Regions from separate parts of the Mus musculus genome. Here region 1 is linked to region 2. A link is a loop called in an ENCODE intact Hi-C map of the cell type or tissue named here. Cell type or tissue: left cerebral cortex. All regions are shown on one strand. Each heading gives the region's core, and the rest is flanking DNA. Links, peaks and the distances in the headings are about the cores only.

Region 1 (4,379 bases), core at 146-4,145, 53 kb before region 2:
GCTACTCCCTGACCAAGTACCCATGTCTACAGGTCCAGATTCAACCAAGGGTTTTGAGACTTCAAAGATTTGGCTGAGAGATGTCTCCATTCACCACCCAGGTTCTGCCCAGGTCCTCAAAACTTCTTCCCAGGGGTCTTGTTTTGGGCCACTGGGATTCACAGAAATGGATCACGGGGGACACAACAGAATGGGGGAAAACATGGGGGTGTGCCATGCATCTTGAAGACTGTTTGCCAGGGGTGATGTCCACAACATCCACATTGGTCTTTCATTCTCAGAGCTTGTGGCCTTGAGCAGTGGTTGGCCTGCAGGCCTTCTATGCCTTCTATGGCCTCACCCCAGTGCTGTAAGATGGGCAGGACGCTCTGCCCAGGAAACCAGACTTTTGAAGGCTGAGGCACCTGTTCTAGATTCCCAAAGCTGGGGGTGGCAGGTAGGAACTGACTCCAAGTCAGCCGCACTAGCATGCAAAGAAGGGGCCATGTTAGGGTCCAGACATTCCCCTGAGGATCAGGGTGGCAAGGCCCAGTGCCCTCTTCCTTGACAGATGTCAGTGCCTATCTAGCTGCTGGGCTCACCAAAATTTGGAAATATGATTTATACTTGTCTTGATGAATCAGTAAAGTGATCAGGTGGGAAGAAAAAATTCGGTTGAGGGCATTAGGAGAAGGGCTAGGGAACACTCTGACATGTTTGCAATCTTAATGTTTCTTTTTTTCCCATCTATCTCTCTTCCTCTCTCTGCATAATATATCTCCATCTTTCCTCATCTCTCTATTCTTTACCTCTCTCCATCTATCCCTTTCTCTCTCTTTAAAAAAATTATGTGCATAATGTTTCGTCAGTATGTGTGCCTGTGCCTGTGCCTGTGTACCACCGTATCTGAGGATGTCAGAAGAGGGTGTCAGATTCCCTGGGCTTTCAGTTATGGTTAGTTGTGAACCACCATGTGGGTGCTGGGAATCGAACTCAGGTCCTCTGGGAGAGCAGCAGGTGCACTTAACTGCTCTGCCACCTCCCAGTCTTCTTTCCCTGTCCTTATCCCCATCCTCTTTGTCCTTCTATTTTTTTTTTTTTTTATCTCTTCCCATCTCTATTTCTTTATGGCTTCTTCTCATTCCTAATTCTTCTCTTCTCCCCTTCCTCTTCCTCTCCTTTCTCTCCCCCCCCCCCTGCACCCCACCCCGTGTCTGTCTCCAGCCCCACTCCCCCCTTCCCTGCCTGCCCCTTACTTCAAGCATTCAGGGTTTCGCCAGGGGGCTAATCAACATGGGGGGTGGGGCTACACAGCTCTCCGAGTTTATTCACTGAAACAACTCTGTATTACCAGGACTTGTTCGCCGCGAAACTGACTGCTTACGTTTTATGTGGCCATTGATCTTTAATCTGAGTCTGCCTGGAGGTTTCCTATAACATCAGGACTCCCTGGCCCTAGATGTGATTGCACACCGGAGTAAGTGGCGGCCCAGGCTGCTCTTTTCTCATCGGAGCAGCTGAAATGGTTGTATGGTGGGTGGAAAGTGCTGAGGTGTGGGTTCTATAAATAGCTGAGCTTGGTGGCGCGGTCTCCTCGGGGTGCCGGGCGGCGCGGATCTGGGGATGGGGTGCGGGCTGCAGTCGCGGGGGAGGCTGCTATCTATAGCGCGCTATTTTTAGCTGCATCAGCCGAGGAACCTGACAGCCGGTTAATGACTGCCACCCGCCGCGCGTCTGCGCGCCCCGGCTTTGGCACGCCAGGAGCAGCTGCGCCATGCTCAAAGTTGTCGCCTCGGAAAAGGCCTCTCTCCCTGGGAAGCAGGGCTGTTGCAAGAAGGCACTGGGCCTTGCCACCCTGATCCTCGGGGGAATGTCCGGGTTTTAACCACAGCCCCTTCTTTGCACGTTAGTGCAACCTGGAGGGAGACTGCAGAGAGGGGGCGTGCGTGCGGCCTGAGGTGGGCAGGACACAACAGGAGGCAGACCTGAGAGGCCAGAGTGCTCTCCTTGAGCCCTGGGGAAGTCAGACACCTGGCCAGAAGACTGGGGGCGGCCACCTTGACTCAGAGATCATGATTTCCATAGGGAAAAGTCCTGCAGTTTGGAAATGAGATGTCCTTGAGAGATGTGCTGTTACGGTTTTATAGACGTGGTGCTGTGCACACGGAGGCTGAGTGATTTGCTCAGGAACACAGAGCCTGCCACCTCTCTCTGTACCCTCTGCAGCTGCTGCACCCTGTCAAGGGCCTGGTGACAGTGACACTCTGAACAGATCCCACAGCCTCCAAGCAAGTGGCCACTAGCTTATCATTAAGATGGAGTGGGGGCCTGAGAAGGGCCAGGGTCCCTGGTGGGAGGAGACCTGTGGCCATTTCACACAGGGAAGAGGGTCAACATGAAGTCTGAGCCCCTCCTATACTCCTCCTCCATGGCACTGAAGGGTGCGGCAAGCAGCAGGGCTTAGTCACGGTTCTGAGCCCTGTGTTATACAGATTGGCGCAGAGTCCTCCTTGCAATCCTAGAGATGCAGGAGAATCAGTGCTACCATCGCTTTAAAGACGGAGAAGAGAGACACAGAGAGGTTAATTAGTTGTTCAGGGCCATCCACTTAGGAAAGAGGGATTGAAACTGGGGGTCATCTGGCCATTGGCTATCTGTACCCTGAGACTCCCCACTGCCTCTGCATAAAATGCATCTGACTAAATCAACTCAGTGTGGTCAGATTTAAAGGATCTGAGACTCCTCTTCTCCACCCAGTCCCCTCTAAACTCTACAGCCCTAAGATCCAATTCTCACATGCTGATGATGCCCATGGTGGTGATGGGCCTTGGTATCCATAGCAACCAGCGGTGCCATGGTCCAGTCCCCTGGGCTTTATGGTATTCCCAGTCACTCAGGCATCCTTTGGTCACACTCAGGCAGATGGTAGGGGTGACTTGTTCTGAAGTTTCTCATGCTTTTTACCCTCTACTCTCAAGACCAGAAGACTAAACACTTGGTTTGTCTGAAGGCAACACAGCTGGAAGTGGCCCAGGAATCGCAAACATAATTCTGTGTGCTAGTACTATCTCATTATCTTCCTTCTTTCTGCCTGGGATGAATCTAGGTCTCCAGAGTCATAGCAGCTGTCTTATAGCATGGGGGGCGGGCGGGGGGGGGGCACCAGAAAACTGGCTGACAACTTTCTTGGTATTATCATATTCTGGAGTCCAGAAGTGTCCTTCTTATCTTGGGAAAAATACACAGCCGATTTGCTTACATTATCCACACTCCACCTCTGATACTCAAAAGCATTTCTAACACAGGCAACTGTTTGAGGTCTGTGCATGTGAAGTCAGTTTACAAAGTGGAAAGCGGAGAGGCAGAGACCCTGTTGGCTTGGCTGTATGGCCAGTCTCGGTTTGTTGTTCCTGGATGCAGCACTGACAGTCTCCTATCCCGGGAAGCTTCCCAGATCTGGTCATCCATCCTTCCTGCCTTCCCAGGACACAGAGACCCTCCTTCAGCTCCAGAGTCTGCTCTGCTCCTGGATCAGGTTGCAATTGCTAGCTCTCCCCACAAGGCCCAACCACTTCCTGCTGGAAGATCCATCTGCTGATGCAGTGAGCCAGCATTTCAGCTGATGAAACGGACCAGTAACTAGGAGAGGCTCACAGCTGCCACACTTCTTTCTCCAAGAAGGGAGAGCACCCTGGGAATCTGCCTGTGGCAGCATGTGGCCTGAGGAGGAGGTGTCCAGCCCAGATTCAGTCTCCAAGACAGAGCACATGAGGAAGACCCATGGGGCTGGCCTCTGGCTCTGTCCTTGTTTCCACCCTAGCTGCTAACTCCCTGTTTTTGGCTCCCTTCTCCGTCTTCTCCCCCATTCCTCCTCAGCCCCACACAGCCAGTGACTGACAGTATCTACTCTGCGCTTTTACTATCCAAGGCTTCTATTATCTGTGGTCAGCTGGGATCTGGAAGCATTAAGTGGAAAAACCCAGAAATCAAAAGTTCTTGCACCTGGAGTGATGGCTGGGTTGGTTAAATGCCTGAGATGTAAACACTAGGTCTGGAGTTACTCCCCAGCATCCACACTGGGCGTGATGACGTCCATTTGTCCATTTGCAACCCCAGTGCTTGGGGGCTGGAGATAGATGGAGGGAGGTTCACAGCCAGCCAGCCTAGCTTTGTGGGTGAGTTCCAGATCAACCAGAGACCCTGTCTCCAAGGAGACACACGGTGTTCCTGAGGATGATATGCAAGGCAATCATTTGCCTCCACAGGCATGCACACACACAAACATGCACATAGGCATGCCCATGAACAATGGGTTAAAGTACTCGCTTTTCTGAGCAGCGTGATCTATCTCACACTGCTCCTGGGTATTTTGCCTGTGGTATGAGACTTTTTCCCTTTTT
Region 2 (4,379 bases), core at 145-4,144:
CACTGTTGCTTATTTGTGATGTTTCTGTTAGGATATTTCATCATAGCAACAGGAAAAGTAACTAAGACCGTGTTTTACTCTTTCCATGAAGTGCCATAGTAGCATCCCATGTTCTACCCTTTGGCCAGTCTCTTATATCCATGTAACTATGGGAAGGTCCTTCTATTGGGCTATCTGTCCAGCTACTGAAGTTTCCTGCCCATAGGGAGAGTTTTTCTCTTTTCCCATAGTGGACAGCCAGATATTTCCCCCGTTGAATTGTGCTAAAATGATTCAGGAATAAGAGGCAGCACCGATGAATTTCCTCTTCTGCACTGGCTGTACTTGTTTCAGGCACACGCTAACATCAGAATGGTTTGCCCAGGTTGGTAGCCTGATGGACAGGTCTGAGCTCAGAGCAGTTGCAGGGGTGGGGTAGGGGAATCTATAATGCTTTGTTCTGCTTTGGCATTTCCTTCCATGCCCCCAGCAGCACACGACCTTATGATAACATTAACGCTCCTTAAGACAGATTCTAGAAGTAAAAAGGGTTTCCCTGGGGCCAGTTACAAATCCCCATCTCAGGCTCCAGTCTTTCTCTTTGGTGTTGACTGTTAACAGCACACTCTGACAGCTACCCAGGACTCCTGGGCTTCAGTTTTCTCATCAGTTAAATTCTTGAAGATGGATAGCATCCGCTAAGGGTTAGGAGATGAAAGGCCCAGTGCTCAGAGCAACAAACTCTGTCTCTCCTAACAATCTGTGTCCCCCATCATTTAATCAGGGGGTGGGGGTGGGGCGTAGCTACCGTGTGTAGCTACCGTGTTGAGCCAGGAAACTTTTCTTCGCAGGCTAGGTTCTTGCAAGGCCCAACAGCCAGGCAGGGGATACCCTGCTGTAGCAGTTTTGCGATTCTAGTTTTCTTGGGCAACTGAAAAGGGATGGCTTCAGTGAGCTGAGGTGCAGTGGAGACTCAGACCCCACAGAAACATGGTGGGCCAGCCAAGGTGGCCCAGTCGGGTCCCTGTGCTACAGTCATTTAGGTCCTCTGTAAGATAAATGAAGTCTGCACAAAGGTCTGGCCTCTTCGGGGCACTCGGGGATAGAGACCTTTCTCCCAGGTCAAGACAGTGCTCCCCACTCCTACTTTTCTGGGGGTGTAGAGGCTCCAGTTCTTACGGTTTCTACTTTCTAAAATTTATTTATTTATTTATTTATTTATTTATTTTTTGCGGGGAAGGAAGCTCAGGATTTGACCCCGTAGAAAGGAGTCCACTGTCTGTGAAATCCTTTGCAGCCACAGAAGGATTGCGGGTCCCTGCTCCCAGGGGGTCTGAGCCACGGCTGGCCCCTCCCCCAAGGTCATCCAACTTTTCCTCCCCCCCCCTCCCCCGCGGGGCGGGCCCCCGCGTGCATTATTCATTGGTCCGGGCCCGCGGCAGGCGCGGGTGCTGATGTCAGGCCAGCGCGGGTGAGGCGGTGCGGCGGCCGCCCAGCAGCCCGGGCGCGGGTGGGGGGGCGCCGAGTGGGGGTGGCGGCCAGCATGCTGCTCGGCTGCGGCTCGGCCTCCCACACCCGCGGCGCCCGCGTCCTCGCCAGCAGCGCTGGCGGCCGATCGGCAAGCGGCACCCGCGTCTGCTGCGGCGCTGGGTCCGAGCGCACGGCGCGGGGCGGCGGCGGCGGCGGGGGTCCGAGCCCGGGCGGGGACCCGGGGACCCGGCATGGCGCTATGGAGAGGCGGCGGGGCGCTGGGGTTGCTGCTGCTGAGCGCCGCGTGCCTCATCCCGCCGAGCGCGCAGGTGAGGCGGTTGGCGCGCTGCCCCGCCACTTGCAGCTGTACCAAGGAGTCCATCATCTGCGTGGGCTCCTCTTGGGTGCCTAGGATCGTGCCTGGCGACATCAGCTCCCTGTGAGTGGGACCCCTCCATCTCCGCCCCGCCCTGCCCTGCCCTGCGCCGGCCGCCGCCAGGGAGTTGCGGCTGGTGCTGGGGCAGCGCCACCTGACCCTGCTCCTTAGTCCCTTTCTTTGCCTTTGGGTTGGGGGGCACGGAACGTGGGTGGAATCTGTGTGGAGTGGAGGGTGGGGTGGGGGGCGACTCTAAACCCCAGAGTACGGGAATCCAGACAGGTCCGCGTGACAGTTTCTCATTGTGGCCCGAGGCCACCTGCATCAGACCTACCTGGGGGGGAGCTGATGCTACTGCAGACCCAGGGCCCACCATGGGATAGGGTCTCTGCACCAGAGTTCACAGCCTGTATTTCGGGCCACGAGGTGATCCTTGGGGCACCTTAAAGTTTTGAGTGGTTCTGTTGTGTTGGTGAGTGGGTGGGTGTGTGACTGGAGAGCAGCTGTATGCGCCCGGATTGAGCGGCTAATTAGGAATGGGTGAGGCCTCACTGCAGCGGGCCTCAGCTCTGCTGGGAGGTTGGCCCCCTCCTGACCTCTCCACACTGCAGGCTAGGAAATGCCTAAGCTGTGCAAAGGCACACAGCTTCTGGAAGTAGAGGGGTTACTCCACGTGGCTTAGAGAGGGGAAACCCGGAAGACTTCTAAGTGCTTTTCCGTATATGGTGTCCAGCCGAGCCCCCTAGTGAGGGAAACCTTCCAACTTCTTGCCTTGAGTTCAAGAGGGCCCCCTTTTTACCATCTTTCTCCATGGTGGGTTGTATTACCAGCACTGACAGAACTAACCAGAGAGATTCCTCCACTTGCTTGCTAAGCACTTTCAACTAGGTCTCACACAGTGGCAATAGTGAAGTGTTGCTATGGAAGGGATCTGAGGGTGGTCTGTTTATTGCTGGGGCATCTCTTGCTAGGACAGCCCCTTATTCCAGGCTGAGGTGCTGGAGTACCCCTGCAGATGTAGAGGAGGGGATCCTGAGGGTAAGGTAGTTCTGGGTACCACGTTGCTTGTGCCTTCTCCATCGTGTCCTGTGCTTCTTCAAGGCAAAAACAGCATCAGCGTACAGGGAGGGAGAGGGTTCAAGGTCCTGTTTACATCTGTAAAAAGTTGGAAGAGTTTGGCTGTGGGCACAGCAGGCCCGTTTGCCTCTTACTCTTGCTAAATTAGATCACATGGAGGATTCTAGAATTTCTCTTGTTAAACCCTTTGGATGGGATCAAAGCTGAAGTGTTCTGCATGTTAACTCCAGTCATGTATGGAAATCCTGCTGTGGCCAGAAAGGGCAGGAGACCCTGAGGCAGAAGCAGCCAAGCTTCTTTTCCCAGCTCGACCATTTATCTGGCAGATGGCCCTGCCTCTCGCTTCCTGGGCCAGTTCAGGTGTCTCTGAGTTTCCCCCAAGGCTTTCACAGTGCATTTAGTCAGAAGTGCTCTGAGTGTCTTCCAGAGACTTGTGCTTCCAAGGGGGGAATGCTTAATCCTACCCCAGAGTTTTGTGGGCCAACATTAACTTTGTGTCTGCACAAACAGAATCCTGGGTGAAGTAATTATCCACCTTCAGCGGAGGCCTCCTGTAGTTAAGGGAGGGAAGCTCGGGAATTGATTTAAGCTGACTGAGCTAATGTCTGTGAGAGGAGCCAGACCCATACATAGCACTGGATTCTGTTAGCCAGACTAGTTTTCCTCTTGACCAAGTATACTGGGAAGCAACTCTCCTCTTTCTCATCTTGCTCCCCGGGAAGACAATGGCCAAACACAAGAATCTTTACCCCAGAGAGGAGGAGTGTGAAGTTCAGGTGGAGGAAATGCCCACTGCCCACTGCCCACTTGGCTCGGCACTTCCTCAAAGGACCCTGGGCCTCACTCTGTCCCTCTCTTGCCCGTAGGAGCCTAGTAAATGGAACATTTCTGGAAATCAAGGACCGAATGTTTTCCCACCTGCCCTCTCTGCAGCTGCTGTGAGTATGAGACGTGGTGCCTGCCTTGTTCTAGTGGGTCTTCCTATAACCAACAACCCTCCGAGTCACCCTAGCTGGTCCACATTAAACCACTGTTCTCCTGCTCCAGGGCCTTCCCTGACTTAGGCCAATTTCTCCCCTGGGACTTGTGGTAGATCCCAGTCACAGATCAGGCAATTGGGAGGTGGCTGCATCGACCATAACCAGAGTTTCACCTCCAACATCTCACCTCAAAAAGAAGCTTATCTTAAAAAAAAAAATCCTGATACTGCTCTTCGATAGGAATGCTTCCAGTCTGTCTCACATGCATGCAGCAAGCAGCACAGGTGTGTGCGTTTTTATCTCACGGGCAAGGCGCCTCTGCAGGAAAGGTACTTTTGTTTTCCCATCTGACAGATGAAGAAACTGATGCTCAGGAAAGGTAAATGCTTTGCCTTGAGTCACAGAGTCAGGATCCAACCTGGAAGCCCCAAACTATGTTTGCCCCAGCTCCTCTTTGGGAATCACATCCAAGTTACCGAGTCATGGTGAGTGCCCAT

What was found. A loop is a pair of places that touch in the nucleus more often than their neighbours do. Peaks named below come from ENCODE experiments on the same cell type or tissue, not always from the same donor. Only the 100,000 strongest peaks of a DNase experiment are listed, where the experiment ranks them.
Region 1: a loop joins it to region 2, with 4 times the contacts of the local background. A loop is called at or near these places in 9 of 42 quality-filtered maps.

Annotation. Positions count from the first base shown.
Region 1 is chr5:52,615,964-52,620,342 of GRCm38, reverse strand. 8030423F21Rik (RIKEN cDNA 8030423F21 gene) reads left to right here and starts at 1,332. Exons shown (of 3, transcript NR_045738.1): 1 at 1,332-1,456. In left cerebral cortex, for the core only: a CTCF peak has its summit at 3,546; DNase peaks (open chromatin) are centred at 1,599, 2,461 and 3,611; H3K4me3 peaks cover 649 bases; H3K27ac peaks cover 1,694 bases.
Region 2 is chr5:52,563,427-52,567,805 of GRCm38, reverse strand. Lgi2 (leucine-rich repeat LGI family, member 2) reads left to right here and starts at 1,500. Exons shown (of 8, transcript NM_001310604.1): 1 at 1,500-1,888; 2 at 3,769-3,840. The coding sequence starts at 1,701. In left cerebral cortex, for the core only: no CTCF peak of the experiment used is centred there; DNase peaks (open chromatin) are centred at 1,570 and 1,780; H3K4me3 peaks cover 1,655 bases; H3K27ac peaks cover 652 bases.